Regions from separate parts of the Homo sapiens genome. Here region 1 is linked to region 2. Evidence: read pairs that join two places in POLR2A ChIA-PET (ENCODE). Cell type or tissue: GM12878. All regions are shown on one strand. Each heading gives the region's core, and the rest is flanking DNA. Links, peaks and the distances in the headings are about the cores only.

Region 1 (16,367 bases), core at 2,725-10,724, 310 kb after region 2:
GAAGACACTGTTGACTGAAGGGAGATTTTGGTGTTATCCAGGAATGTCAGCATTGCATGCCACTCATGACTCATGCCTAAGCCACATCAACACTCTCCCTGTGTAGGCAGAATAATGGTCCCCCCAAGATGTCTGTATCCTAATCCCTGGTGCCTGTGAATATGTTCCTTCACATGGAAAGAGGCAATTTGCTGATGTGACCAATTAAGAGCCTTGCAATGGGGGTAGGCGGGTGGTGGTGGTTGTTCTGGATTATCCTGGGGAGCCCAGTGTAAACACAAGGTACTCATAAGCAAAAGAGGGAGGCAGAAGAGTCAGAGAAGGAGATTTGAAGATGCAGGCAGAGATCAGAGTGATGTCACTGCTGGCTGGGGGCCACGAGTCAAGGAATGTAGACACCTCTAGAAGCTGGAAAAGGCAAGGGAACAGACTTTCTCCTGGAGCCTGCAGAAGGAATGCGGCCCTGCTGGCACCCTGATTTTAACTCAGTAAGACCCACGTCAGACTTCTGACCTACAAAACTATAAGCAAATAAATCAGTGTTCTTCTAAGCCACTAAGTTTGTGACACTCTATTAGGGCAGTAACAGAAAATGAACACTATCACTCTCCAACCTAACCCCTCCTTCCGACTGCTCTGTTGGTGTCTTGACCTGGTCTTCCTGGGAACTCAGTCAGTGCAGTCCCAGGTGACTGCTAAGCCAGTGTCCCTCACATCCATATCCTCTTAGCTGTACCCCAGTGCCATCACCCTCATTCAGCCTTGAATGCCTGCAGTGTAGATAACTTTAATTATCTTGACTAATTTATTTGCCTCATTCCTACTTGCAACTCATTCTACATATGACTAACACATGGAATCTGTCCCCCAAGCTGCGTTCTGTTCATATCTCTTTTAAGGATAAAGATTTTTCCATTGTTTTTAATTTTTTATTAAATAAACTAAAGCCTTCTGTTATGGGCTGAATTGTGTGCCCCCCAAATTTATAGGTTGAAGCCCTAACCCCACAGGACCTCAGAATGTGACTGTATTTGGAGACGGGGCCTTTAAAGAGGTAATTAAGTTAAAATGAGGCCATTAGAGAGGGCCCTGATCTAATCTGACTGGTGTCCTTATAAAAAGAGGAAATCTGGACACACAGAAAGAAGGTGCCAGAGATGTGTGCACACAGAGAAGAGACCATGTGAGGATGCAGAGAGAAACAGCCATCTGGGAGCCAAGGAAAAAAGTCTGAGGAAAAACCGAACCTACAGACACCTTGATCTTGGACTTCTAATCTCCGGAACGGGGAGGAAATACATTTTTGCTGTTTAAGCCATTTAGTCTGTGGCACTTTGTTAAGGTATCCAAGCCAACGAATACACCCTCTATGCCCCGACCCTTTATTTGTAGGGAATCTGTAAACAATATCCCTATATGCACTTTACAGTCCATACCAGTCACTCCTCGAAAATCCTTGCCCTGTGCCTTTGCTCACACCAGCTCTTCCACATGGTGTGCTCTCCCCGTCTCATCTCTGACTGGTAAAATTCTAACTGTGTGAGACAGCACGGAACAGGAGAAAGAGATCAGGACTGGCAATCAGTCCTGGATTTCAGGTCCAGTCCTGTGATTTACTGGTTGTGGGATCATGAGCAACCTGCTTATTAACTTTTCTAGGCCTCAGTTTTCTCATCCCTAAAATGGATATAATGATCCCTTTGCAAGTCACAGGGCTGTTATAAAGCTCCAATAATATAATATATGAAAATGCCTTACATATATTTTAAAGTATACTGTATCTACAAGGTATCATTATCCTCCTACAAGGCCTCACACAAAAGCCACTTCCTACATCAAGCTTTCTCTGACTCTCTCAAGGTTCCTTCAAAAACACAGAACTTTGAACTTTTACCATGACATTTACCCTTAACTTCGTGTATTTTTGTTTGTCTGCAAGGCATAGTCTGGAGCAAAGGTTTTGTAGTCAGGCAGACCTTGATCTAGAGCTGTCACTTGTCAGCTGCAGGACCCTGAGTAAGTTATGCAATTTTTTTGGGCTCCAGTTTTCCCCATCGGCAAAATGGATATGATAATAGAACCTACCTCACAGGGTTGATGTCAGGAGCAAATGAGACAATGCATCTAAAATATCTGTATAGAAAAAGCATTCGATAAATGGTAAGCTTATCTATTTCCCACTTGACTCACTGAGGATCAGGACTGGCCCCTATCTGCCCTTGCATACCTCTCCAGCATTTACACAGTCCTCTGAGGGCACCAGCCACACAATACTTATTGAATGAATGAGCAGGGTTTGTCAACACAAGGTTACGGGAGATAACCAATACAGTGCTGTGGTTGGAGTGTGTTCCCCAAAGTTCATGTGTTAGAAACTTAAATCTCCAGTGCAACAGTGTTGAGAGGTGGGATCTTTAACAGGTGATCAGGTCATGAGGGCTCTACCCCCATGAAAGAATTAATGCTGTTATTATGGGGGTGGGTTCCTCATAAAGGATGAGTTTGGACCCCTTCCCTTTCTCTGCCACCCATGTCATGGCTTCTGCCATGATATGATACAGTAAGAAGGCTCTCACCAGATACTGCCCCCTCAATCTTGGACTTTCCAGCCTCCATAATCATAAGCCAATAAGCCACTACTCTTATTTTTTTGAGATAGGGTCTTGCTCTGTTGCCCAGGCTGGAATGCAGTGATACGATCATGGCTCACTGCAGCCTCAACCTCCTGGGCTCAAGCAATCCTCCCACCTGAGCCTCCCACGTAGCTGCGACTATAGGTGTGTGCCACCTCACCCGGCTAATTTTTAAAATTTTTGTAGAGACAGGGTCTTGCCATGTTGCCCAGGCTGGTCTTGAACTCCTGGGCTCAAGGGATCTTCCTACCTCAGCCTCCCAAAGTGCTGGGGTTATGGGCATGAGCTACCATACTCAGCCTAAACTTCTATTTATTATAAATTATCCAGTCTGCAGTTTCCTTGTTATAGCATCACAAAACGAGCTAAGACATATAGTGTCAAAGGTCTATGGAGCCACAGGCAGGGTTTATGGAACCACAGGCAGGGTCTATGAACATGGAATTTGGAATTCTTTAAATTGCAGTGCTGCATGAGAATAAAATCAATGGAAGCCCAACAGAGAAGGGGAGGAGCCCTCCACAGATGAATCAGACTCTAAGAGAGAAAATAATAACTGGCCCTATTTGCAAATGATTTAGGCCATCAGCTTTTTTGAGTAACTGTTATTCCAAAACCAAAGCCAATGTCCCTTTTTCAAGGAACCTTTTGCTCTGCTCAAGAGACAAAATTCCACACATTCATTAACCTATAAACAAGGCAAGATCCAATCACATGTTAACCCAAAAAGCTATAGGAGCTCAAGAAAGTGAGTAGTGGAGACTAAGTTGGGCCCTAACAGTTGAGTAGGATTCCCAAAGCTGGACAATAAAGGGGAACTGTATGTTTCTAGGCACCGACAGGGGATGGCGCAGAATGTAAGAGTGGGCTTAAGCAGATGATTCTGACTGAGGCAGGGGGTTCTTAGAGTAGCTGAGCACATGCCTCTGGTGTGAGAAGCTGCCCGCGGCCCCTGCCAGCCCAGCAGGGAGCATGTCTGCACACGTGGGTCACAGAGACTTACCATGCTGGAGTGGACTGTAGCCTGCTCAATGTACCTTGCAATGCCCGTGACAAATGCATTCCTGTCCTCAAAGTTTGTGTCAAAGTTAGCCTGTGGAATTAGAGGACAGGAACATTTTGGTTGTTAGAAAACAGTTCCAAGTTGGCTGGGTGTCCAGAGGGCAAACTGCTGCCAACAAACAACGCAAGCTCTCTGTGGAAACCTCCTGCTGCGTCACCTTTCATCTTGCCCCTTCCCCACAAAGTCCCACTCTCAATCACACTGGGCAGGAGCTGGTGATGACAGGGTCTGCCGTCTGCTTCCCATCAGTAATCAGGTTCACTCATCTGAGCTTCAGAAGCAGATGCTTAAACTCCACAAGCCCAAATAGCTGCTAAAAGTTAAGATGTGCATTGCTTTGATTCGGCAGTTCCAGAAATACTCACCCAAGGGTGTGGATATATAGGTACAAGAATAATTACTGTGGCTGTTTTTTGTGATTAAAACAAACTGTAAACAACCTACATATCCATCAACAGTGAAAGGCTAAATATATATATATATATATATATATATACATAAAATAGCATATCCATAAATGGACTTTTAAGTACCATGAGGTGGCTAAGCCTAATGTGGTAGTATTGTGGTATTGTCATGGAAAAATATCCATAATAAATTTTAAGTTAAAAAGCCAACTCACAAAGCAATAAATATAGTATGGTTCTCTATTGGTTAAAAAAAAAATATATGTATATATATATGCATATATATACACACACACATATATATGTATATTTGGTAAAAAAGGTATATATCCGCATAGTTATAGAAAAAATTTATATGTTTTTGTATACTTTTTTGTATACTTTTCTGTATTGCTTATAATAAAAAAGATATTTGTATAATTAAAATTTTAATCTGGGTTAGAAGATGTGAATCAATGAAGTTTATGGGCCGAACCTTCAAGCATGTACTTCATACATCTACTGAATGAAATTTAAGAATTTATTATGTATTTATATTTAGTCTCCTGTAGCAATCTGAGAACTATCAAAAGGTCAAACACAGCTAAGACTTTCAAATTAGCATATCCTTTCTTAACATGGCATCTGGCCTGGCACACCCAGACAAGGGGCTATACCGACTCCCGGCCCTGATAGGTCATAGTTTGGAACAATCTGATGGTGGTTTATCACAAGCTTTGCTCTCTTAGGCAAAAGCAAACAACTGTGACCAGCTTCCCTGAGCCATGAGCTGCTATGAGGTGTTGTAGTGCCCTCCTCACATGCATGAAGGAAAAGTAATTACCCAGGCAGGCTCTGGGGTTTCTAAATTGCAATATTTAATTCATGAGGCCAGAGCTGCCAAAACCTTGGTTGGTACAGCAGCAAGAATAGCCTGGAAGGTATTTGGGGTCAAAGCAGATCAACAAGACTTCCCTGGGGGAGGGAGGGAAACAGTCCTGCGGCACATTTAGTAGCTAATCTGTTCCTTATACTCGGCTCTACCAGCGCACAAGGGACTCCATCAGCTCACAACCTTTCACCTTCTAGATGCAGACCTCCCCTTCCCTCTGCCTTAGGGCAAACTCTCTTAGGGGATCCCCAGAATTCCTGGGCCCCCTGGTGCTATCTACCATTTCCATTACCTGGTACATGATGGAGGAAGGTGGAGGCTCGATGCATGGCTGCTGGTCGGGGAGGGGAAGCTCTTCAAGCAGGTCCACGTTGGACAGGGCATCTTCCAGGGTGACGTGCGTGGTCATGGCTGCAGTTTCTGTATTCTGCACTGAAGGGAAGGAAGAGAAGGTCAGTGGAGAATTTCAGGGGCCTCTAAAATTCCTCTTAACCGCACCATGACCAGCATCCTTTGGGAGAATAAAGAGAGTTAAAATGCATTGAGGCCACTTCCACTCACCACTTCTTCCCAAGGTGCTCTCGATGTGTATCTTTTACATCTCAGGATCTCTTTATGGCTAACAAGGTATTTTGTGTGCACTTGGTTGAGCCTCACCACCACCCTCTGTGATCAACATGGAAGGTGGTACCCTATCCATATAACTGATGAAAAATCAAGGCTCAGAGAAATTATGTGATGCCCACACAGTCACGTGACCACAAGCGAGGGACCTCAAGTGGGATGTGAGAACATAGGTCATGGTTAGTTTCTCCACCTTTTGTTCTTCATAAGGATATTTATGAGTTCCACTCTTAAATTACCATGCAATACAATTATCCAGGATCGTGACAGCCAAGATAATCAACTGAAAACCAGAGCCCGGGTTTTTAGGCTAATTAAACTGGGATTAAAATAACTCAATTCCTGCAAATCAACCTTCTTTGCAAAGATGGAGGAGCCACTGTCTTCCTTGACCTGGGTATGTTTTGTGAGCCACATCAAACAAATCAGCCCTAAATGGATATTTCTGTGTCTTAGACCCTGGCACAGCGCAGCTGCTTTGATAGTATGTTTGGCAGGATTAGAAGCTGAAGAGAATCTGAACAGCACAGTTACCCAACTAGAGCTAATTCCTATTTTAAGAACTCAGCACCCAGCAAACAGAATACTCATTTTTCCCCCCAAACATATGTGAAACACTGCTTAAAAACTAATCATGATTTAGGCTATAAATCAGGTTCCCCCAAGTTTCTTCAAAAATGATGGCCTACAAGTCACATTCACTTATTATTAAATATAATTCAAGGAAATTAGAAATCAATAATGCAAATTGTAGCAATAAAATCCCATACCTTTGAAAATTTATAAAACATACTTCAAGGTCATTCATAACTAAAGAGGAATTCAAATAGAAATGATAAGATCTTTAGAAATGAAAGATGGAAAGCACTAATACATGTCTTCAACACATTTAGCTGAAAGAAAAGTGGAACTAAATGAAGTTAATGTTACACTCAAAAACCTTAAGAGAACAAAAATCAGCCCAGAGAAATGAGAACAGAGGGATTGAGAGTTACAAAGGCAGACATAAAGCAAAAAGCAAAGCAAAATAAAACGTTAACAGTAGAGGTGAACAAAAACACTAAAAGCTGAGTTTCAGAAAAATATTATTAATAATAATAAAGCCAACCCTAAACACACGATTAAGAGGGACACAAAGAGAAGGGCCACTGTGCTTGTCTGAGAATCCCTTCCTAACCACCTTCGATCCCAGGGAGTTGTGAGATCCTGGGGCTGGGATTTCTGCTGTGAATGTCAGTGAGTTTGCTTTGCTTGTTAGGAAATACAGTGTCTAACATTAGGGGGGAAAAGGACCATCAACACAAGAATTTGGTCCACGGGCTGCCAAGGACTAAAACAACTGCAGAATATACCTAAGGTCCTGCTGCCCCGAGACTAATACCTGCCTTAGGCCCAAGGCTGGGAGGGCAGACTGGGGCTGAGCCTTCACTGGCTGCTGTGCAGCTAACTAGATTCACATTTCACTGAGTTCTCAAACACACCTTCCCATCACGTACCATGACAACAGCAAATGCTGCATCCAGTGAGGGCTCACTGAGCCCAGAGGTAACTTCCTCATCTGCCCTCTGCAGAAGGCTGGTCTCCTATGGTGGTTTCAGGTCCTCTCCACACCTAAGCTTCTTCCTCTTCTCTCCCCCACAATTCTAAGTGTGGCATTCAGTTCTACAGCAAAACCACTTCACTGATCCATTGAAAGAAAAGAAAAAAAAAAGACTGTCTTCCTTCTTACACTACTACTAGGTCCATTTTACAGGAGGGAGTAATGATTTTACTGGGCATAATGATCTTCAACCTCCAAAGCCCTAGTAATTCTCTTCATTAATTCCAATTATAATAATAGTGAAACATTTCTTTAGCCCTTACTCTGTGTCAGACACTATGCGAAGTACTTGACTATTTCAATCTTGCATCCACCCTATAAAGGTAGGTACTATGATTATTCCCAGTCTATAGATGAACAAACAGAACCTCGGCATTTAATTTCATAGGATCAAGTGCTGGCAAGTGGTGGAGGGAGGTCTGACCCAGGTTTGTCCAGCTCCATAGTCTGAAGTCAGCTTCCTTACTACATACTTCCTTCCAAGGGCTCATGCTCACATTTTGAGATTACACTCGATAAGTGGAGGTTTATTTCATACCAACCTCTACGCTAGGTGTTTTCAAACACTCTGTGTTAATGGTTCTTGGCCCTGCTTGTGCCAAAAAATCATGTGCACAGCTTCTTAATAACACAATGCCTGGGTTCCAACCAGGGGACCAGGAAGACTGCATTTGAAAGGTGTCCTATCTCATTTTCAATAAGGAAAATCCAGATGAAACTTACAAGGAGATACACCATTTCTCACTGATTAGATCGACTCAAATCCAAAAGTTTGACTACACATGCTGTTGGCAAGACTATGGAGAAACAGGATCTACCAAACATTGTTAGTAGGGATGGCAAAATGACACAACTCCCGTAGGAGGAAATCTGGCAATATCTAACAAACTTCCATAAGCATTTTACCATTTGACCAGCAATCCCACTTCTAGGAATCTGTCCCAAAGATGCATTGACAAAAATACACAAAGATATATGCACAAGGCCATTCACAGCAGGACTACTTGTGATAGCAAAAACTGAAAACAGCAAACATCCATTGACATAGTTAGGATACTTGCCCTCACCCAAATCTCATGTTGAATTCTAATCCCCAGTGTTGGAGGTGGGGCCTGGTGGGAGGTGTTTGGATCATGTGGGCAGGTCCCTCATGAATGGCTTGGGCCATCCCCTTGGTGATGAGTGAGTTCTGAGTTCACAGGAGATCTGGTCATTTTAAAAGTGTGTGGCACCTCCCTCCCCCACACTGCCCACTCTCTTGCTCCTGCTTCCACCATATGGTATAACTGTTACCCCTCTGCCTTCTGCCATGATTGAAAGCTTTCTGTGGCCTCCCCAGAAGCTGAGCAGATGCTGGCACCATGCTTCCTGTACAGCCTGTGGAACCTTGAGGTCAATTAAACCTCTTTTCTTTATAAATTACCCAGTCTCAGATATTTCTTTATAGCAGTGCAAGAATGGCCTAATACATCCATTAACAGAGGACTGTCTGGATAAACTATGGTGCCACTGTACAGGGAAATATGAAGCAGCAGGAAAATGGAGTGAGGACCCTCTCTACATGCAACTACGGGTGATCTCCAGGACATGGTATGGAGAGCATGCACTCATTTACCCAGGAGAGGGGGCTGCAGATGTCTACACACACATCTTCTACTTAAAAAACAAACAATGGAAAGGCAAGCCATATGCTTTTAAAAATTAGTTACCTATGGAAAACAGGAAAAGAAGGGAAAACAGTTAAGAGATAGGGGCTAGAATCCTTTGAATATGCCTTATTTTGTAGATTTGACTTTGAAAACGTCAAAACATTTTACATACTTATAAAATAAAATTTAAATTTATAAAAAGTGGCCCCCAAATCGAAAAGTAAAATGAAACAAATGAATGTATATATATGTTGTACTATTGGAGTAACTCCACAGAAAGGGACTATTATTCCAAGTGATTTTAAAATCGAGTGATGTGCTGGAAGAGCCCTGATGGATCACAAAGACATCTAATAAAAGCTTGGTTTTTATTACTTTGTTACTGTTAGATGAGCCTGTGAACCAACCTTTATGTTGAGAATTGGTAAATAAAAGCAAACATTTAACCTGTCTTTCTTAAACTATACCACTAGATAACCGAACTATAGAAGAGATGGATGTTTCTTTCCATAAAAGTATTTTTTTCCTTTTTAACAGAAAAATGATAATATCCTTGTTTTCCAACCTCTACAAACAAATGGATCTAGGCACGGATCATCATCAGCTGTTAACATCCCTAAATGAAAGACAATCAGATATTATGTGCTTAATGATGGAAAAACGCACCAAGAATGCTGGATCCAAAACAAAACACCTGAATCTAATTAAGCCTTTGACGCCAACTCACAGGAAATATAAGAGGGCAGAAAAACATGCTACACCCCAGTGATGTAATCAGCAAAATGCAATCTATGACAAATTCTGCTGGACAAATGACTCAGGACCTCTAACAAATAAATTGCAAAGATAGAAAAGAGAGATGGGAGGAAAGTCTATAGATTTTGAAGAGACTGAACACACTATCATGTGTGGACCTTATTTGGATCCTATTTCAAACAAACCACCATACAAATAAAATTATAACTTTATGAGAAAATTAGAAAATTAGTACTGACTGGATATTTGATAATATGAAGGAAATATTGTATTTAGGTTTGATAATATCAAGGTTATGTTTTAAAAGAACCTATATCTTCCAGAAAGATCTACTAAAATATAGATAAAAGGACACAGGGTTTTGCTTCTAAATAATACTAGATGGGGGAAGAGTGAATAGAAATGAAACAAATTCGCAGTGAGTTAGTAACTATAGATTGTGTGTGACACATACATAGAAATTACTGTATTTTTCCATCCAATTTTATATATGTTTCAAATTTTTCATAAAATCCCCTAGATCAGTTTATAAGCTCCCAGCTCTTATCCAACTTCCCTTTTTTTCTCCTGTAACTAGGTTTCTTCTGGGCTACTCAAACTTAAAAAATACTCATTTACAGACGGGTGTGGTGGCTCACGCCTGTAATCCCAGCACTTTGGGAGGCTGAGACGGGTGGATCACCTGAGGTCAGGAGTTCGAGACCAGCCTGACCAGCCTGGTCAATTTTTCTTTAGTAGAAATCCCATTTCTACTAAAAATACAAAAAAAAAAAAAAAATTAGCCAGGCGTGGTGGTGGGTGCCTGTAATCCCAGCTACTCAGGAGACTGAGGCAGGAAAATCACTTGAACCCAGGAGGCAGAGGTTGCAGTGAGCCAAGATCATGCCATTGCACTCCAGCCTGGGCAACAAGGGCAAAACTTCATCACACACACACACACAAAAATACTCATTTACCAGAATAACCATTAAGTTCTCCTCTGTAGCATAATAGTACCCCTGAACATCCCTTGAAGAGAATCAATAAGTAAGTGAACAACCTACAAAGCAAATAAATTAGGAGTCTGTTTATGTTAATGCTATCTTTCTTCTCCCCTGGCAAATACAACTTCTGTAGTGGATTTCTATGAGCATTGGTAGATCATTCAGTGCCTAAGGGAGAAGGAAATCCGACATTTTTAGCTCAAGTGCTGGTAGGCACTGCCAAATCCACATCAATCAGAAAGGAAAAATATTCTGGAAATTTGAACAGAGGTATAAATGAAAATAAGAACGTACTTCTTTCCTGCCCAAGTGTCCTGCCTGTTACGCAATCTTCCAAGTGAGAATGATTCTTTATATTCGGTCTACGAACATGTGACCATTTCATCATTTTGAAAAAGAAATTAATAAAATATTTAAAAGTTAACAGTGTTCTGGGAGCATCATTTACCAAACACAGCTGCAAATTCTCAGTGGCGGGCATTCATGATGGGTTTAAATGCAGTGTCTTCATAACAAACTCAGTCGGTGGCCTGGTTTCACCAAAAGTAATAATAACATTGGGCACACAAGCAATTTGCTTCTGAGAAGGGGGGGCTTTAGGTGCCCCCCCAGGCAGACATGACTGACAGACCCCAAGCAAGAGGGGGGTGGGTCCCATAAATGCAGGGCGACTGCCAGGAGAACATGGCTTTGGAAATGCAGGTTCTGACATTTACAGCTTAAACCCTGTTTCTCTGTAAGCAAAATACTTGCATTGTCATTATCTGTTTGATTTTTCTGGAAAGAAATGAAATATTAAGACTTTTTACTGAAGTGAAATATTAGGCTAGTGTAGTGGGTAAGCTTGAGTTCTGGGTTTCAATCTGTCATCTGCCACTTATGAGCTATATAAACAATAGCATGTTCCTTAACCTCTCCGAGCCTCAGTTTCCTTACCTTGTAAGGGTGACAATTTACAATAGTGCCTGTCCTCAATGTTTATTTTGATTATATAACTACAGCATGTAGAATACTTAACACAGTAGCCAGCAAAGACATGTCAAAAGACAAAATTACAATAAATTTATAGAATTAATTGTCCTTAATTTGTGATTTATGAATTGAAGCACCTCCTTTCTATACAATAGAATGAAAGCTCCCACTGGGCAATAGCAAAACTGTGGGTTTTGTAAGGTGGGAATAAGAAAACACAACAATAGAAAAATAAATGATTAGTTAACATCAAGTTACTTCAGGTTACTTTTTTGTAAGGATTAAGGCAGAGAGGATTTGCTTATTATGCTGACTCAGGTAGAGAGTGGCATTTAGCATGAGTGACTCCATTTTGATTTGGTCTGGTTTTTAGGGGCCTAGTACAGGAGCTTAGTCTTAAACAATGGCCTCCCATACTTTCGTTTAACATTCGCTAGTCTGTGGCCTGTTTTCAATAGAGAGGATGAATTAAATACTCCAACAATTCTCCTACCAAAAAAAGGAAGGTTTATTATTATTACACTAATATCTCAGTTCTATAGATCTTTCACATTGATTTTCTCAATCACAACTATCCTGCAAATTCAATTCAGCAGGTATAATTTTTGCTGTGTTTCTGAGGACACTGTGTTATGGAGAAGTAAACACTTTTATTCAAGGTCACATGGTCAGCTAGTGGCAGAGGTAGGGTAGAAACAGGATACCTTGACTCCCAATTCTATGCCTTTTCTTCTAGACCACACCTGGTTTTGTACCTTTTTGAAAGGTGCCAAACATATTTTTTTCCCAGTTTGGCTGCTTTTTCCTTCCTCAAGAAGAACACAACTCTGGCAAGCTAGAAAGATTAGGTAATTGTCACCTTTGTGTTTCATGAACATCAAGAGGCCAGGAAATATTTTCCATGTCCGTATGGCGCTCCAGCCAGAGGCTATATAAGTATACGTACACACACACAAACATACTGCACACACATATACATATATATACACATATGTATACATATATTACTACAAAGAAAATATTATATAGATATATAAATATAAAAATAAATAAAAGGGAGATTTAGGTTGTTCCTATTAAAAAAATTTACAGTCATTTGCCTCATAATGATGCTTCAGTCAACAGTGGATCATATATATGATGGTGTTCCCATAAGATTATAATATCATATTTTTACTGTACCTTTTCTATGTTTAGATACACAAATACTTCCCACTGTGTTGCAATTGCCTACAGTATTCAGTACAAGAACATGCCGTACAGGTTTGCAGCCCAGGAGCAATAGGCTATATACCATATAGCCTAGGTGTGTAGTAGGCTATGCCATCCAGGTTTGTGTAAATGCACTCTATGATGTTTTCTTGGCCCCAGAATAAAACCCAAATACTGCTACTTCTTCCTCCCATGCCAGGACAGACATTGCTAATTGGTAATGACTCTATTTTCCACTAAGTCCACAGACAGCTTCAGAATCCTCATGAAATACTGAGCTCCAGGAAGCCACCAGCAATCAATCTGAGTTTGCCCATGAAATAAAACATAACATGCCCTCTCTGGAGTAGAACCATGCATGTGAAAGCTCCTCAAGGTCAGGGACCATTTTCTTACCTATCACTGAAAATGCAGAGACCTTAGCAGAGTGCTGCAAACAGATTAGGCACTGGGGAAGTACTGAATGAAAGAATTCATGAACACACCTCAATCTCCTGACAACATAGGAGAGAGGAGACGACCTGAAGTTGGCCATGTCCTTACTTCTAGTTTTTCCATTCCTTCTCCTTCACTATTAATAACACAGATAAGGCCAGACTCGGTGGCTACACAGATAAGACCGGACTTGGTGGCTACACAGATAAGGCCAGACTCAGTGGCTCATGCCTGTAACCCCAACACTTTGGGAGGCCAAGATGGGCGGATCTCCTGAGGTCAGGAGTTCGAGACCAGCCTGGCCAACATGGTGAAACCTCATCCCTAATAAAAATACAAAAATTAGCTGGGCATAGTGGTGCGCACCTGTAGTCCCAGCTACTCGGGAGGGTGAGGCAGAATTGCTTGAACCTGGGAGGTGGAGGTTGCAGTGAGCTGAGATTGAGCCACTGTACTCCAGCCTGGGTGACGAAGCGAGACTCTGTCACAAAAAAAAAAAAGAAAAAGAGAAAAAACCCATACAGATAATTTAAATCAGCATAGAATACATAGTCATATCCATAAACTGCCAGGATAATTCTTACTTAATATTTTTTTCTAGGGATTCTCTTTTTTGCCACTTTTCATTTTAGAAGGAAGCTTTATATCACAATCACAGAGAGAAAACTAATATTATATGCCATAAACAGAGGAGCCATAAAAAACATAGTAATGAACATAAACACAGGTCTGGGTATTATCTGAAAATCATCCCATGTCCACCACTGATATCCATATGAGAGGCATTTTAGTGTGGAGGTGAACTGGATAGCTTGAGTTAGAATCTTACCTCTGCCAATACCTAGTTGTGTGACCTTGAGTAGGTGACATAACCTTTCTGAGCCTCACTCTCTTCATTTTGGTATAAGGGATAATGATAGTTCCTATCTCTTAGGCTTTGAAAACTCAATGAGTTAGTCCATGTAAATGGCTTGGCTGGTAGAAAGTGCTCGATAAAAGTTAGTGCCTCAGCAAAACTGAATCCAGAAACATATAAAAAAGATTATGCATCATGAACAAGTGAGATTTATCCCAGGAATGTTAAGATTGGATTAACATTAACATCAGAATATCAATTAACGTAATAAGCTATAGCAATAAAGGTCAGAAACCATATCATCTCAATACACACAGAAAAAGCATTTGACAAAATCTCAACGCCTTCATGATAAAAACACTCAAAAAACTAGGATTAGAGAATATCCTCAACTTGACAATAAGTGGCCACAAAAAACTCTTAGCTAATATCAGACTTAATGCTTTCTCACCAAGATCAAGAACAAGACAAATAAGTCTGCTCTTAGCATTTCTATTCAACATTGTACTGGCAGTTCTAGCCAAGGTAATTATGCAAGAAAATTAAATAAAAGACATCTAGATTAGAAAGGAAAAAGTAAAACTATTCCTATTTGCAGATAACATAGTCTTGTTATAGAAAATCCAAGAAAAATCCACTAAAAACTATTGAAAGTCATAAACAAGTTCAGCAAGTTTGTAGGATACAATATCAGCATATAAAAATCAGTAGTATCTCTATATACCAGCAATGCACAATATGAAAATAAAATGGAGAAAACAGTTCTATTTATAGTAGCATCAAAAATAATACAATACTTAGAAATAAACTTAACAAAATAAGTACAAAACATACACTCTGAAAGCAATAAAACCTTGTTGAAAATATTAAAGACCTAAATAAATAAAAAGATATCCCATGTCCATAGGTTGGAAGGCTTAATATTGTTAACACGGCAATACTGCCCAAACTAACCTACAGATTCAACATAATCTCTATGAAAATCTCATCTGGTTTCTTTGCAGAAATTGACAAGCTGATCCTAAAATTCATATGGAAATTCAAGGGACTCACTCAGGATAATCAAGACAATCTTGGGGGTGGGAGGAACTGAACAAAAATGGAAGACTCACACTTCCTGATTTCAAAACATACTCAAAACTACAGTAATCAAAATTGTGTGGTGTTACCATGAAGACAATGAACAATGATTAAATTAATGGAATTGAACTGAGAATCCAGAAATAAATCCTCACATTTATGGTCAATTGACAAGAGATGTAGAAAGAATATTCTTTTCAACAAATGATTCTAGGACAACTGGATACCCACATGCAAAATTTGTTTTATGGTGTGAGGTATAAATAATGTAATATATAATAAATTAACTCAAAATGGATCAAAGATCTATGTAAGAGCTAAAACTATAAAACTCATAAGAGTACATCTTTGTGACCTTGAATTATGTAATAACAACAAAAACACAAGCAACAAAATAAAAAATAAACTAAACATCAAAATAAAAAAAATTGTGCTTCAAAGGACGCCATCAAGAAAGTAAGTCCACAGAATAGAAGAAAATATTTGCAAATCATGTATTTGCTAAGTATATAAAATATGTAAATAATTCTTGGCTGGGCACAGTGGCTCATGCCTGTAATCCTAGTACTTTGGGAGGTTGATGGGAGAATCGCTTAAGCCAGGAGTTCAAGACCAGCCTGGGCAACAGAGTGATACCCTGTTTCTACAAAAAAATTTTTTTAAATAAAAATAAATTTAAAAAATGAATTCTTAAAACTCATTAATAAAGAGAACCTGATTTTAAAAATAGGCAAGGAACAGATTTTTCTCCAAAGATATACACATAGCCAATAAGCACACAGAAAGATTAATAACCTTAGTTATTAGGGAAATGCAAATCGATACCACTTCACACCCACTAGGATGGCTATAATGAAAAGGACAGACAATAACAAGTGTTGGCAAGGATGTGGAGAAACTGAGAATACCGTTGCTAATGGGAATGTAAGATGGTGCCGCAACTTTGGAAAATCGATTGGTATTTCCTCAAATTTTTAAACACACAGTTACCATTTGACCCAGCAATTCTACTCCTAGGCATACACCCAAGAGAAATGAAAATACAGGTCCACACAAAAACTTGTACATGGATGTTCATGGCACCATTATTTGTAATAGCTAAAAAGCAGAACTAACATATGCATCAACTGATAAATAAAAAATTGTATAGCCACATGGAGTATTTTTCAGCCATAAAAAGTAATTAAGTACTGATATTGATACAACATGAATAAACTTTGACAATA
Region 2 (16,367 bases), core at 2,787-10,786:
TATTGGAAATTTCTCCTCAGTCATCCGTAACTATCAAACTGTTAGTGCAATCCTGAACTAAAGGTCTTTAATTATGACTTTGTTCATCACAAAGGTTTCCGACTCTTTGAAAAAGACAGAACATCATTATTTCTTCCGACAAGTGCTTCTTCAAATGGGATCCCAATCCTTAAACCTTGCAGGAATATTGACATTGGGAGGAAGCCAGTGCTCAGCCCCAGTTAGTATTTCTCATCTTTAGGTAAACTTCTCCTTTTAAAGCTGTTTCCTGGGCTTTGCTTTTTACTTAGAGAACTTTGGTTACAGAGAACACATGGGAAGGGTTTTGCGACTGTACTAATCAATAAGCTTCAATAGGTGGGATGGAAATGATGGGCTTAAGTGGTCCCTGGAGACCCTCCGTGAGCCAAATGCACTTTCAAGATATCTACAACAGTGGCTTTTTTCCCGTCTCTGTGCCTGTGTCATTTACTATTCCTAGTTTTAAACCCATGTCTCTATTCAGAGAAAAAGACTACCTTGTGCGTTTGTTGCACTTTCTTTGAGATGAAATTTTTCCGGCCTTCAAAGAAAACCCTTTGATTTCCAGCCTCTGAGTCATAGTTTTCATATACTATTGAAATCACTCACAGTCTGTGAAAAAGGATGTGCGGTTATGGAGGAGAACTGTGGCCCAGGAAGTAGCATGAATCATTGAAATGTGGTGCATGGAGAACCACCCTCCATGGGCAGTAAATTCCCTCTACCCCCTTCCTCTGCCCTCAGCATCACCTCCCGCTGCCTGCTCCGGCAATTGGTCTAACATACAGGCTCATCAATATGTGTCTGAGTTAGTTGCCAACATCAATTGTTCGCACCTGTATAACTCTCTGTAGTTTGCAAATATTTTGAATCATTTATCGACATCTGCACCTGTTCATTCAGTAAATATGAATTTAGTAGTAACAGTAATATTATGGGCCCACCATGAGACAGTTCACCAGACATCAAACCTATGGTAATTATCAAGAGTTATAAGTCATGGTCACTGCCAAGATGGAGTTGGTAGTCTAGGGCGGGGATTTTTTTTAACATAATTCAGTGAAATTTAGTTGAATTGTAATGTAAAATGTATTTCCTACTGAGGATCACAGTCAAAAACATTGGAAACACACTGGTTTAGTGGAGGCTATTGTCAAAAGCCCCCAAATCCGTCCTCCTCATGGCCATCAGAGAGTCATAGAGTCTAGTGCAGGAGGCAGCCATATTATTACTATCATTGCTTGTAAAAGTGTTTGCCAGGCACTGTATTTTGCTGCAGAAGCAAAGGCAACCAAACACACATGTCCTCATCTTTATTTTGGGGGCTCCCCATGACCCTCAGAATGAAGGCTCAACACCTTCACCTGACCCAGAAGCCACATCCAGATCTCGCCTCTGACTATCTCTCTGGCTCCCTTCCCCATTGCTCATAACACTCCCCCTCTTCCTCTACAGATGCCCTCCTGACGCTAGCTGCCTGGAAACACCTCTCCGTCTTTGAACACTCAGCATGAGTATCACTTCCTCTGTGCCTTTGCCCCTCTCCTCCAGGCAAAACTAACTGCTTCATGCTTGGTCTCCCACAATTACCTTCCTCATCCCCCTTCTTCTGGCACCCTTTTTTGGGAAAAGGGGGAAGATCTTGCCGTCTCCCACCCCTTGCCACAGGGTGCTGACAACAGGCAGGGCTTGTAGCATAGGCTCCTGATTTTGGCCTAGAATGCCATATTCTGTCTTTTGTAATTGATCCAAGGATGGCATATAACCCAAGCAAGGCCAATCAAAGTCCATGAGCCAATATCTTCCCTTCTGTGTTAAGATGGTTTCCATTGGGTCTCTAAAGGGTCCTGAATATATAGTCTCTAATGTTACAGCATTCTTATTTGTCTACACCCTGTCTCCTATAAATTCCTTCAACACAGGGACTGTTTTTTTTTTTTTAATTTAAAAAGTATGTGGACCAGGTATGGAGGCTCATACTTGTAATCCTAGAAGTTTAGGAGGCTGAGGAGGAAGGATCACTTGAAGCCAGGAGTTTGAGGCCTGCCTGGACAACATAGCAAGACCTCATCTCTATTTTAAGGAAAAAAATGTGTATGAATATGTATGTGTATAAACTAATATGATCTCTCTATAGGAAATTTGTTGGCAATTTCTCTGTAGAAAATTTTAAAAACACACAAAAAAGTTGTTGAACACCTGTAATCCTCTCTCTCCCAAAGGCATTTTTAAACAGTCTTTTAACAATGCAGATACACATAATACTCACATTTTACACAAGTAGAATATAATTGAATGTACAATTTTAAACTCATATTTTTCACTTAGTAATCTACTGTGAAAACGTTTTCATGTTACTAGATATTTTCCACATAATTTTTATGGGTTGTCTATTACTCTGTCATGTGGACGAAATATATCATGGTCTATTAATCAAACTTTTATTAGAAATTTTGGTGGTTTTTAAGAGCCTAGGAAAACAAAAAAAGAAGGAAAAAAACACTTTTTTTTTTTTTTGAGATGGAGTTTTACTCTTGTTGCCCAGGCTGGAGTGCAGTGGCACGATTTCAGGTCACTACAACCTCTGCCTCCTGGGTTCAAGCGATTCTCCTGCCTCAGCCTCCTGACCAGCTGGGATTACATGCATGCGCCACCATGCCCGGCTAATTTTGTATTTTCAGTAGAGATGGGGTTTCTCCATGTTGGTCAGGCTGGTCTCGAATTCCCAACCTCAAGTGATCCACCTGCCTCGGCCTCCCAAAGTGCTGGGATTATAGACGTGAGCCACCATGCCCGGCCTAATAAAACACACTTTTTAAGAAAGAAATTTTGGGGGTTTCTACTTCTATTATGAAAAAGACTAGACACTACAAAGAATGGTCTCTTCATTAGATGATGCTGGATCAGTCAGTTATCTATATGGTGAGTGCATTTGTTATCTATTGCTGGGTAACAATATTACCACAAACTTGCTCCTTAACACAACACACACTTATTATCTTACAGTTTCTGTAGACAAGAGTTTGGGCATGGCTTACCCAGGCCCTCTGCTTCAGGGTCTCACAAAGCTGCAGTCAAAGTGTTGGCCAGCAGCCAGGTGCAGCGGTTCATGCTTGTAATCCCAGCACTTTGGGAGGCCAAGGTGGGAGGATCACTTGAGGCTAGGAATTCAAGACCGGCCTGGACAAGATAGCAAGCCCCTGTCTCTGGAAAAAAAAAAAAAATAGCTGGGAGTGGTCGTGTGCATCTGTAGTCCCAGTTACTCAGGAGGCTGAGGCAGGAGGATTACTTGCATCCAGGAATTGGAGGCTGCAATGAGCTGTGACTGTGCCCCTGCACTCCAGCCTGGGCAAAGAGCAAGACCTCATCTTAAAAAATAAAAAGGTGGTGGCCAGCATTGCAGTCTTTTCTGACGCTGGACCAGGGAAGACTTGCTTCAAACTTGTGTGGTTATTGGCAGAATTCAGTTCCTTACAGGATGGAAACTGAGGGCCTGAGTTAGTTGCTGGCTGTTGGCTTAAGGCTGCCCTCACCTCCTTGACACATGGCCCTCTCCCCAGAGTAACTCGCAACAAGGCAGCCTGCTTCTTAAAAGCCAACAAGGGAGGCAGTCTCCTCCCAAATTGGGTGTTACAGTCTAATGTAACACAGTCATGTACTGTACATACAATCACATACATCAGTCACCTTTGCTGTATTCTGTGGCTTAGAAGCAAGTCAGGGATTCCATCCACACTCAAGAGCAGGGATCACAGAAGAACACAAACACTAGGGTGGAAACTGTGGGGACTGCCCTGGAGTCTGTCTGTCTCAGGAAGGTTCCCACACTTTCTCCATATATGGTAACTTTAGTGTCTCAGTAATTTTTTTCATGGCAACCCTCAGTCAAAAGAAATACCTAACAGTTCTTAATCCCAGCACTTTGGGAGGCCAAGGCAGGTGGACCACCTGAGGTCAGGAGTTCGAGACCAGCCTGGCCAACATGGTGAAACCCCATCTCTACTAAAAGTACAAAAATTAGCTGGACATGGTGGCACATGCCTGTAATCCCAGCTAATTGGGTGGCTGAGGCAGGAGGATCACTTGAACCCAGGAGGCAGAGGTTGCAGTGAGCTGAGATCATGCCACTGCATTTCAGCCTGGGCGACAGAACAAGACTGTCAAAAAAAAAAAAAGAATGAACGAAAGAAAAAGAAATACTTAACAGTTCTATTTATTAAGTAGTTAGATCCAAACAACTTAATGAATAATTATATCTTAACAACGTAGTAATCGTTTGGAAAAAAATACTTGTAAATTGAAAGAAAAAATATTTTGTTTTTAAGTAACCACAATATTGACCAATAGACTGTAGACTGTGCTCCTGTTGAGGACTACACAGTTTCTCAGGTCTTGGAATCAGACAACATCATCATTTTCATTTCCTGATTTCACATGGCATTTACTTTTTATCATAGCAACCTCAAAAAACCCTGCTTTGCAAAAATATCATGTCATTGAAGGGAATGGAGTATGATTTAACATTGAAACTGTGAACGATTTCCAGCTAACAGTTTATATGGTATCCAACAGTTGTCACTGTGCTTCCCTCAAAAAGGTAAAATGTCCCATGGCCCCTCTGTGAGTTTACTGCAGTGCCCAAGGGTGACTTGGTGCACCATTTGGGAAACACGGCCATATGGAAAAAATTATCTTGATCTCTACCTCACGTCATAAAGATAAATTTCAGATAGGTTATAGATCTAAATGTAAAATGAATGTAGTAAAGTTTTTTGAGAAAAACATAGGAGAATATTTTTCTGCTCCTGGGGTGGGAAACAATTTCTTTTCTTTTCTTTTCTTTTCTTTTGAGACAAGGTCTCGCTCTGTCATCTAGGCTGGAGTGCAGTGGCGTGATCTTGGCTCACTACAACCTCTGCCTCTCGGGCTCAAGTGATCCTCCTGGGCCACCATGACCAACTAATTTTTGTATTTTTTTGTAGAGACGGAGTTTTGCCATGTTGCCCAGGCTGGTCTCAAGCTCCCGGGCTCAAGAGGTCTGTCTGCTTTGGCCTCTAAAGTGCTGGTATTACAGGCATGAGCCACAGCACCTGGCCAACAATTTCTTAAATAGGATACAAAAAGTAGTGCTCATAAAAATGATGAATTCTAAGATATTAATGTTAAGAATTGCTTTGTATCAAAGGAGAGTAAGGACGTACCCTGTAAAGTGGAAGAATATATTTTCATATATATGACTGACCAAAGGCTTGTAGCCAGGATATTTAAAGAACTCCTGCAAACCAACAGAAAAAAACAGCTTGCCCACTTGAAAAATGGAAAACAGACTTGAACAGGCTCCTTGGGAAAGGGGATATCTAATGGCCAACAAAGAGATGACAAGATTTTCACTAATCATCTTATTCACTATCAGGAAAATGAAAGTTGAAACCAAAAGTCAGTACCAACACAAACCCACCAGATGGCTAAATTTTTTTTAAAAATGGAAAATGTCAAGTGTTATCAACCATGTGAAGAAACCAGAACTCTCTTACAAAGTTGATTGAGGTATGAATGGATACAACCATTTTCTTGGACTGTTTAACAATATCTTTTAAAGCTGATCATATACTATGACTCAGCAATGTCAGTCCTAGGTATATACCTAAAAGAAATGCAAATATATATTAACCAAAAGAATGCTCACAACAGCACTGTTTGTAATAGTCTCAGTCTAGAGACAACCCAAATATCTATAAATGGTAGAACGGATGACTAAACTGTGGTTCATTCTGATAATGGAATACTATGCAGAACAGACAATCTATAACTACATAAACGATATAGTGAAATCTCACAAACACAAAACTTAAGCAAAAGAAGCCAAGACCTTCCCATATCCCTTTCCCCCAAGTTACATACTGGATGATTCTATTTATATAAAGTAAAAAGAGGCAAAATTAATCTATATTATTAGAAGTCAGGCTAGTAGTTACCCTTGCTTAAAGGGGGATTTGTGACTAGAAGGTGGCAAAAGGGGACTTCTGGAGTGCAGGGCATGTTCTCTTTTCTTTTTCGATAATGTGGGTGTGTTCAGGCCGTGAAAATAGTTGAACTGTTTACTGTGATATGTACATCCTTTTTTTTTTTTTTGAGACGGAGTCTTGCTCTGTCACCCAGGCCGGAGGGCAGTGACACGATCTCGGCTCACTGCAACCTCCGCCTCCTGGGTTCAAGTAATTTTCCTGTCTCAGCCTCCTGAGTAGCTGGGATTACAGGTATGCACCACCACATCCGGCTAATTTTTGTATTTTTAGTACAGATGGGGTTTCGGCATGTTGGCCAGGCTGGTCTCTAACTCCTGACCTCAGGTGATCCGCCTGCCTCGGCCTCCCAAAATGCTGGGATTACAGGCGTGAGCCACCGTACCCGGTCTATGTGCACTCTTTTAGTATGTTTGTGGCACTTCAATTAGAGTTAAAAAAATAAATAACGCTTCAATGAACATCCTGATAGCTATGTTTTTGCAGAAATTCCTGTTATTTTCTTTTGACTGAATTTCTAGAAGTGGAATTGCTGAATAACATGGTTCAAACATTTGTATAGCTTTCAATGTCTCTTATCAACTCTCCAGGGGCTGCTTTTATCTCCTTGTACTTAGCACTTGACACCGTCTAACAGATGTTTGTTGAATGGGTGAATGAATGAAGGCCTTCTTTCAGGTCCTGGAATGAATAGAGGCCTTTCAAGCCTGAGAATGGTGGCTGTCTCTGCCACCTGAAACTTTCTTCCCTCTGTTCTTCATACCAACCACAAACTCTCAGCTCAAAAAACAACTCAAGAGAGCCTTACCCCACCATGCTGTCTAAAGTAGTCCTCCTTTCTCATTCTCTCTTTTAGCATCAATTGTTTACAAATATCAATGTGTAATTATTATATTTTATGTATATGTGTATTTGCTCACTTGCTTACTGTCATCTTTCCCACTAGATGCTAAGTACCGTGAAGATAGGAATGACATGTGTCTTTGTCCACTCTTATAATCCCAGCAGCTAGCACAGTGCCTAGAATGGAGGAGGCCTTTGCATGATTGAGATATTTTCAGTCACAAGTGACAGACCTCTAACTCAGACTAGCTTGAGCAAAAAAGAAAATTATTGGCTCATGTAGTTGAAAAGTTGAGGCGGCTGACTTCAGGCATGGCTAAATCCACAGGTTCAAATAATAATACTAGGACCTTGTCTCTCTCTTTCTCCATACCTCTTACCACTGTTTGACTTCATTTTTTAGACAGGTTCTTTCCTGACATGGCAGCAAGAAGACAACTCATAGCTCCAAACTTATATTGCTTACCATCTCAGACGAGAAGAAAGCAAATTTTTGATAGAGCTGTCAAGAGTCTTGGGGAAGATGCCCATTGGTCCAGCTTAGGGCCATATACCCATCACTGAGCCAAGCACAGTGGGTTTAATGATGCAGTTCTACACCCAGGCGTTGTGTTCTTGACTATTCCTGAGCAGTGGTTGGGGAGGAGAGGAAGATCCACCCACTCAGACCACAAGAGCAGATGTGAGCAAGGGCTGACTTATTTGCCTAATTCTCACTTCAACTTACCACTCAACCAGCTGCAGGAACTCGACTTTCTGAGTGTGTGCAGCCATTAACCTAAAACTAGGCAGTCGAGACCTACAGGTCTTCGAGCTGTTCTCTGGCTAAGTGGAGCCAGCTGAAATTAAGTGCTTTATTGATTGCCATTTTAAACAATAATTTCAACTTTCATTTTAGATTCAGGGGTACATGTGCAGGTTTGTTACATGGGTATATTGCATGATGCTGAGGTTTGGGATGTGAATGATCCCATTACCCGGGTAGTAAGCATGGTATCCAATAGCTTTTTTTTCAACCCTTGCCCCACCGCTTCCCCCTCTAGTAGTCCCCGTTGTCTATTGTTTCCATATTTATGTCCATATGCACTCAATGTTTAGCTCCCACTTATTTATGAGAACATGCAGTATTTGGTTTTCTGTTCCTGTGTTAATTTGCTTAGGATAATGGCCTCCAGCTGCATCCATGTTGCTGCAAAGAACATTATTTCATTCTTTTTTATAGCTGCATAGTATTTCATGGTGTATATGGACCACATTATCTTTATCCAATTTACCACTGGTGGGCACCTAGGTTAGTTGATTCCATGTCTTTGCTATTGTGAATAGCACCGCAATGAACATGTGAGTGTATGTGTCTTTTTGGTAGAATGATTTATTTTCTTTTGGATATATACCCAGTAATGGAATTGCTGGGTTGATGGTAGTTCTATTTAAGTCCTTTGAGAAATCTCCAAACTGCTTTCCACGGTGGCTGAGCTAATTTACATTCCCACCAGCAATGTATAAGCATTCCGTTTTCTCCACAGCCTTGCCAGCATCTGTTGTTTTCTGACTTTTTAATAATAGCCATTCTGACTAGAGTGTGGTATCTCATCGTAGTTTTGATTTGCATTTCTCTGATGATTAGGGATGTTGAGCTGATTGCCATTTTCAATTGGGTAGTATATTGCTGGGTTTTTCCTGAATGCTTTTGCCTCTGCAGTTTATTTAGGGGTTTAGGTGGAGATCTGTCCTTTGTAACAAACATAGGGGTGGAGTTCATATATAAGATTTTTTCCTTTCACAATCCTTATTCTAAATGGGTCTGTTTATACAAGTTTCTTGATCTGTTTAAAGATCACACCCCCACTCTTCCCGTTTTATCCACATCCTTCTCCTGCTTCAACCAGATCAACCCAAAGTTGACTGAGCTAAGTGAAAAACAGGAATTTTCATATTGGTATGCAGGGGTATATCAGATACATAAACTTGCTGGCAGCCTTAGTATTCACAGCCTTGCAGACTCACCACTTCAGACTTTTAATCTGGTTCCCTTTTCAGGATTTGTCCATGACCTTGAGGAAGTCAATTTCCTCTTTCTGGACCTTAGTAGCCCTAGCTATAAAATGAAATGGTGACCCTATCTGCAGGGCAAGATGGTTTCTAAAGTATCCCCTAGGTTTCTGATTCTGGAATTACCTCCTCCTCTCCTTAGCAATCTGGTGATGAGAGGGTCACCTTTAAGTGTGGATTCCAAACTTTGAGGTGGCTGCAAAACAGTTACATGATATGTGGGTCCCAATGCAAAACGAAAATGTGAGACCCTCTTCTCCAAAAATTATTAAGAATTGCAAAATGGCAATACCAGAGCATTAAATCAAGTGTGAGGCTCTCCTGAGAATGATGCCCTGTGCAACTGCCTGGGTTGTACTTCTGGGAAGCCAGCCCTGGGTGCCTGAGCTGATCAGATGTGATACAGAGATAGGTGTTAACCAGCTGCACTCATGTTCCTCCTCCAAATTCTGCATTGTGTTTCCACCATGTTTTGCAGGGATATCAAAATCAAATGCCAGCAAAATAAATGAGTGATGTAGGTTAGGGTTAGTGAAAAAAAAAAGGAGCAACTGATATTGAGCTTTAAGCAATTGTCACCACGGGAGAATTTAGACTTACTATTGTCTGACTTTCTAATTTTTCATAAGAGCCACAATCAGGAATTTTTTTTCTCTGATTTTTGAACATTTGGCAACTGTTCAGAAAAAATATCCAAAATTTGGAAATGAGGCAAAAGAATGACTGCAGTTTCTTTCATTCAGTGGCATCTAAGATCAGTGGTTCTCAAAGGGTTTTCCCTGGTAAATAGCATCTGCATCAACTGAGAACAAATCATCAGTCTGCCCCAGATGTACTAAATCAGAAACTCTGAGGTTGGAGATCAGCATTCTGTGTTGTAATGAGCCCTTCAGGGAATTTTGCTTTAAGCTTAGGTTTGAGAATCACTGCCCTTAACCACTCACTGTCTTTTCTGTTCAGGGCATTGTCTAACTCCAGGGAAACACAAGATTGTTTCACCTGCTGTTTACTGTTTGTGATTAATTAGGGGTCTGACATTTTATAACTCTGTAAAGTTGGATGTTAAATTACAGAAAACGAATAAATTGTCAATGATTTTTTTTTTTTTTTGTCCAGTAAAGCTGTAAACGATTATCGTCTGGTAGAGAAGATAACCCCAAAGAATGTAGTTTTATTGCCCTGTAGGTTATTAACCAGTTTGGATCTCAATCTTATTTTAGAGTTCCTTTTGTCTAGTTTTTCCTGTCCTTTTTTGAACCACCTTGGTGATCTTGCTGGTTCTCTGATTAGTTAATTAAAACCTGGAAAATGCTCACTATGTATTTTTATGATAATTAAATTTTTAACATTTTGAAAATATTTTGGACACAACTACAATCCAAATTATTTTTACAACACTGTGTTGGCCCACAGGTCACCAGCTCATGACCTCTCACAAAGAGGATTCCAGCTGCCTTATTATCCATACAGAAAACATCCTTGACCATTTGCTCCTATTATTCTTAATTTCACCTCCCGCTCTCTCCCTCTTGTCACATGAGGCCATTTGCCTTTCCCCAAACACTAAACACTTCCCATCTCTGTACTTTTGTTCATATGCACTTTTCTGCTTCAAGGCTCAACTTCAAAACCCCTCCTTCATGAAGCCTCCTACGATCCTTGTTTATATCCAATCTCTCTTTTTCTGGGCTTTTCCAATCCTTAGCTTCCGTTCCAGGAAAACACTTGTTTTCTCTTACCATATGTAAAATCAAGTTTGGACTGTCTCCTAGCAATGCTTTTCAGACTTTAAGTAGCAGCCAAATCACCTTGGGTTTTTTTTTTTTTTTTTTTTTTGGATCTTATTAAAATGCAGCTTCTGATTCAAGAGGTCTGGGTGGGAACTGACAGTCTGCATTTCTAATAGGCTCCAGGTTCTGCTGATGCTGCTGGTCTGTGGACCACACTTGGGCTAGTGAGGCTCTAGAAGGCAGGGGCTCTTACCCAGGAACCTCTGTTTCCAGGGCAAGTCATAGCGCTTTGCATAGAGCTGAATGAAAAATTCATGGACCCAGATGTCCTTTGGGTGTGGCTATAAATGCAAAAGGTTGTTGCTCTGAAATCTGTATCCCCACGTCATCTCCGTGGGAGAAAACTCCCATGCTAGGGTTCTATCTTTTTTTCCTCCTTTTCCCTCTTGGAATTGTGTCCTGGCTGTGTGACCTTGGGGAAGTTGTTTACCCCTAAAATGCCAATTTTCTCTTCTGTGAAATGGGATCCTAACACCCAGTTCACATGGCTTTTTGAATGGATCAAAGAAGATAATGGAGTGAAATGTCTGCAAAAGGTTGGTGTAACCTCTAAATCCCACCAGGGCTTTATCTAGAAAGGGGAAAAAGCACCTAGGGAAGGGTGGCTGCTAGCTGAGGAGGGGAAACAGCTGCAGGAAGCTGGCTCCTATGATACATTTTGCATCATTATCTATTAAAAATATTTGACTTCCGGTTTCTAGTCCTGCATGAAAGGAGCTTAGAAGTCACCACTCGGTCGTAACAACAAGTAAAAAGCTTGATGAACTGAAAAATCAGCTCTTCTCATGTCCAGTGGAGAAGTGAGGTTATATGGCAAGCTGCTGCCCACAAAATTGGAGAAACAGATAGATACAGAGTATCATAACATCAGAGCAGAAACCCACCAGCAGGAACCTCCTGGGAGGTGCTGGGGGAAGAAAACTGGAACTGTAATTGACAAACTGCTAAAGACTCCGCTAATTTTTGTTATTTTTAGCAGAGACAGGGCTTTACCATGTTGGCCAGGCTGGTCTTAACTCCTGACCTTAGATGATCCATCTGCCTTGGCCTCCCAAAGTGCTGGGATTACAGGCATGAGCCACCATGCCCAACCAACTGAAAAACATTTTAAATATGATTAATATGCTGAGGGCTTTAATGGAAAAAGAGACAACATGCAAGAACAGATAGATAATGTAAACAGAGAGGAGGGAATTCTAAGAATTAAAAAGAAATGTTAGAGATTAAAATCACTGTTACAGAAATGAAGAATCTATGATGGGCTCATGAGTAGACTGAACATGGCTAAGAAAAAAACCTCTGAGCCTGAGGATGTGAGAATAGAAATTTGCAAAACTGAATAACAAAGAGAAGAAAAGACTGAAAAAATAAAACAGAATACCCAGTAATTGTGAGACAAGTACAAAAGGTACAGATACACACAATGAAAATACCAGAAGGAGAAGAAAAAGAGAAAGGAGCAGAAGCAATAGTGAATTTCCCTAGATTAATGCCAGACACCAAACCACAGATCCAAAAAGCTCAGAGAACACCAGGCAGGATATATGCCAAGTAAACAAACAAACAAACAAAAAACAGGGACACCTAGTCACACACGAGGAATATGTTAAAATGAACAAACAAACGAAAAACTACACCTAGTCATATCATAATAAAACTTCTGAAAATCAAACACAAAGGCAAAATCTTGAAAGAAACCAGGGGGAAAAAAACACCTTATTTAAGGAAGAGCAAAAAATTGGAGCTAGCTTTTCAGAAACCATACAAGCAAGAAGAGAATTGAGTGTAATATTTAAAGTGTTAAGAGAAAATCCCACCAATCCAGAATTCTGTACACCATGGTACAGAATTCTTCAAAAACAAAGGAGAGGCCGAGCACAGTGGCTCACGCCTGTAATCCCAGCACTTTGGGAGGCCGAGGTGGGTGGATTACCTGAGGTCATGAGTTCAAGATCAGCCTTGCCAAAGTGGTGAAACAGCATCTCTACTAAAAAAAAAAAAAAAAATTACCCAGGAGTGGTGGTGCACACCTGTAATCCCAGCTACCTGGGAGGCTAAGGTGGGAGAATCTCTTGAACCTGGGGTGAAGAGGTTGCAGTGAGCTGAGATTGCACCATTGCACTTCAGCCTGGGCAACAGAGTGAGATTCTGTCTCAAAAAAAAAAAAAAAAAAAAAAAAAGCTAGGGAGAAATAAAGACTTTCTCAAACAAAAATGGAAGGAATTTGTTGCCAATAGTCTGCTTGCAAGCATTTTTTTTTTTTTTTTTTTTTTTTAGATGGAGTCTCGCTCAGCTGCCTAGGCTGGAGTGCAGTGGCGTGATCTCGGCTCACTGCAACATCCACCTCCCAGGTTCAAGTGATTCTCCTGCCTCCTGAGTAGCTGGGACTACACGCCCAGCTAATTTTTGTATTTTTAGTAGAGATGGGGTTTCACCATGTTGGCCAGGATGGTCTTGATCTCTTGACCTCATGATCCACCCGCCTGGGACTCTCAAAGTGCTGGGATTACAGGCGTGAGCTACCACGCCCAGCCAATAAATATTTTTTAAAAGTTCTTCAGGGAGAATGAAATTGATAAAGGGTCAGAAACTTAGGTTTACATAAAGAAAAAATGAGCAACAGAGAATAAATAAATGACAATAAAATGGAAACTTTTATTTTTCCTATTCTTAATTCTTCTAAGAGATAACATTGTGTTCAAAATAATAATAGCAACATATGTATTCAATTATAAATGTTTATATATACATGTACATGATTATCTGTCAGAGAAATGAATCACAGCAATAATACAAGGAATGGGAGGAATTAGGACTATTTTGTTATTATAAGGTATTCACACTACCCAGGAAGTGGTAGAGTGTTATTTGAAAGTGGACTTGGATTAGTTGTAAATGTATTTTCCAAACCCTAGGACAACTTGATATGCTAAAAAAGGAGAGAAAATAGAATCATAAAAATGCTCAAAGCCACAAAAGCCAGAGAAAATATGAAAGACAAAAATAGGAAAACAGAATAAGGGCAACAAATAGAAAACAGTAACAAATATGATAGGTAATAGTTCATCTATATCAACAATCACTTTAGATGTCAAAGATCTAAATATATCAATTAGAAGACAGATCAGAGTAGATCAAAAAAGAAGACTCAACCACATGTTGTCCGCGATAAACTCAACTTTAAATATAAAGACACATATAGATTAAAAGGAAAGGGATAGAGAAAAATACACTCTGCTAATACTAATCAAAAGCGATTGTAGTGTAACAGAGCAGACTTCAGAGCAAGGAATGTTATCAGGAATAAAGGGAGACATTATATAATGATGAAGGTGTCAATATTCCAAGAAGACCTAACAGTCCTAAAGTGTATGCACCTAACAGAGAGCATCAAACTATGTGAGGCAAAAGCTGATAGAACAACAAGGAGAAATAGATGAAGGCACCATTATAGTTGGGGACCTCAATATTCCTCTGTTGGTAACAGATAGATAAAGCAGGCAGAGTATCAGTAAGGGCATAGTTGAACCCAATAGTACTTCATTCAACAACAGCAGATTTATACATTCTCAAGATGTCATGGAACATTCACCAAGATAAACCCCATTCTGAGCCATAAAACACACCTTAACAAATTTAAAATAATAGAAGGTATACAAAGGCTGCAGTCAGATTTCAACTGAATGAAATTAGAAATCAATAACAGAAAAATAGGTGGAAAATCCCCAGATACTTGGAGATTTAAAAAAATACTTTCACCAGGCATGGTGGCTCATGCCTGTATAATCCCAGCAATTTGGGAGGCTAAGGCAGATGTATCGTTTGAGGCCAGGAGTTCAAGACCAGCCTGGCCAACATGGTGAAACTCTGTCTCTGCTAAAAATACAAAAAATTAGCTGGGCGTTGTGGCACATGCCTGTAGTCCCAGCTACCCCGGAGGCTGAGGCAAGAGAATCACTTGAACCTGGGAGGCAGAGGTTGCAGTGAGCCAAGATGGAGTTCCTGTACTCCAGCCTGGGCAACAGAGCAAGACTCTTCTCAAAAGAAAAAAAAAAAAAAGAAAATTTCAAAGAATTAACCAGAACAAACAAAATAACCAAAACCACTCTTGGAATTAATATGTAATTATAGCAAGGTTACAAGATACAAGGTTGATATACAAAAGTTAGTCACTTTTCTATATACCATCAATGAACAATTGGAATTTGCATTAAAAACATATGACTTTGGTTTGAATGTTTGTCCCCTCAAAAATTCATGTTGAAACTTAATCCACAATGCGGCAGTAGTGAGAGGAGGGGCCTTTAAGAGGCTTTGCCCTCATGAATGGGTTAATCTATTCATGGATTAATGGATTAATGGGTTATCATGGGAAGGGACTGGTGGCTTATAAGAGGAGAAGGGAACTGGACTAGCATGCTGAGTCCTCTCATCATGTGCTACCCTGTGTCACCTTGGGACTCTGCAGACAGTCCCCACCAGCAAGATAACCTGCACCATATGCTGCTCATCAACTTTGGACTTCTTAGCCTCCACAATTCTAACAAATGCGTTTCTTTATTATCAATTACCCAGTTTTCAGGTATTTTGTTGCAGGCAACAGAAAGCAGACTACGACGCCATTTATATTAGCACCTTCCCCAAAATGAAACACTTAGGTATACATCTAACAAAATATGTACAAGATCTAGATGAGAAAAACTACAAAAACTAAAAAAACTAAATAAATAGAGAACTATTCTATGTTCTGAATGTGAAGACTTATTATTGTCCAGATGCCAATTCTTCCTAACTTGATCTGTAGAATTAACACAATTCCATTAAAAAAAAAATAGCGGGGTGTGGTGGTTCATGCCTATAATCCCAGAACTTCGGGAGGCCAAGGTGGGTGGATCACTTGAGGCCAGGAGTTTGAGATCAGCCTGGCTAACATGGTGAAACCCCATCTCTACTAAAAATACAAAAGAAAAAATAAATTAGCTGGGCATGGTGGTGAGCACCTGTAGTCCCAGTTACTTAGGAAGCTGAAGCATGAGAATTGCTTGAACCCTGGAGGCAGAGGTTGCAGTGAGCTGAGATCATGCCACTGCACTCCAGCCTGGGCGACAGAGTGAAACTGTATTAAAAAAAAAAACAAGTTATTTTTTGGATATCAATAAACTGATTCTAAAGTTTATATGGAGAGGTAAAGACCCAGCATAGCCGACTCCATATTGAAGGAGAACGAAGTTGGAGGACCTGTCAAGCCTTACTATAAAGCTATAGCGGTCAAGACTGTGGTGTTGGAGAAAGAATAGAGAAATAGATCAATGAGGAGTAGTAGAACCCAAAAATAAAACTCATAAAATACAGATCTTTGACAATGAAGCAAAGGCAAATACAATGGAGTAAAGCTAGTCATTTCAACAACAACAACAAAAAAACTAGACACCCATATGTAAAAAAAAAAGAATCTAGACACAGATCTTACCCTCTTTAAGAAATTAACTCACAATGGATCATAGACCTAAATATAAAATGCAAAACTGTGAAACTCTTTGAATACAACATAGGAGAAAACTTGATGATCTTGGGTATGGTGATGACTTTTTAGACACAACATCAAAGGCATGATTCTTGCAAGAAACAATCGATAAGC

Evidence for each region. ChIA-PET counts read pairs that join two places held together with the same protein. Peaks named below come from ENCODE experiments on the same cell type or tissue, not always from the same donor. Only the 100,000 strongest peaks of a DNase experiment are listed, where the experiment ranks them.
Region 1: POLR2A ChIA-PET joins it to region 2 with 5 read pairs; 3 of 35 experiments call an interaction of 5 or more read pairs at or near these places.

What each region holds. Positions count from the first base shown.
Region 1 is chr5:157,274,378-157,290,744 of GRCh38, reverse strand. It overlaps CYFIP2 (cytoplasmic FMR1 interacting protein 2), which reads right to left. Exons shown (of 31, transcript NM_001037333.3): 2 at 5,267-5,406; 3 at 3,637-3,726. The coding sequence starts at 5,383. Among named protein-coding and RNA genes, the nearest start is that of CYFIP2, 16 kb to the right of the region's middle. RefSeq lists enhancers at 3,105-3,605, 3,606-4,106. In GM12878, for the core only: no CTCF peak of the experiment used is centred there; a DNase peak (open chromatin) is centred at 7,144.
Region 2 is chr5:157,587,843-157,604,209 of GRCh38, reverse strand. No RefSeq gene overlaps it. Among named protein-coding and RNA genes, the nearest start is that of ADAM19, 20 kb to the right of the region's middle. RefSeq lists an enhancer at 1,598-1,757 and a silencer at 9,708-9,807. In GM12878, for the core only: no CTCF peak of the experiment used is centred there; DNase peaks (open chromatin) are centred at 6,762, 7,559 and 9,790; H3K4me3 peaks cover 695 bases; H3K27ac peaks cover 6,155 bases.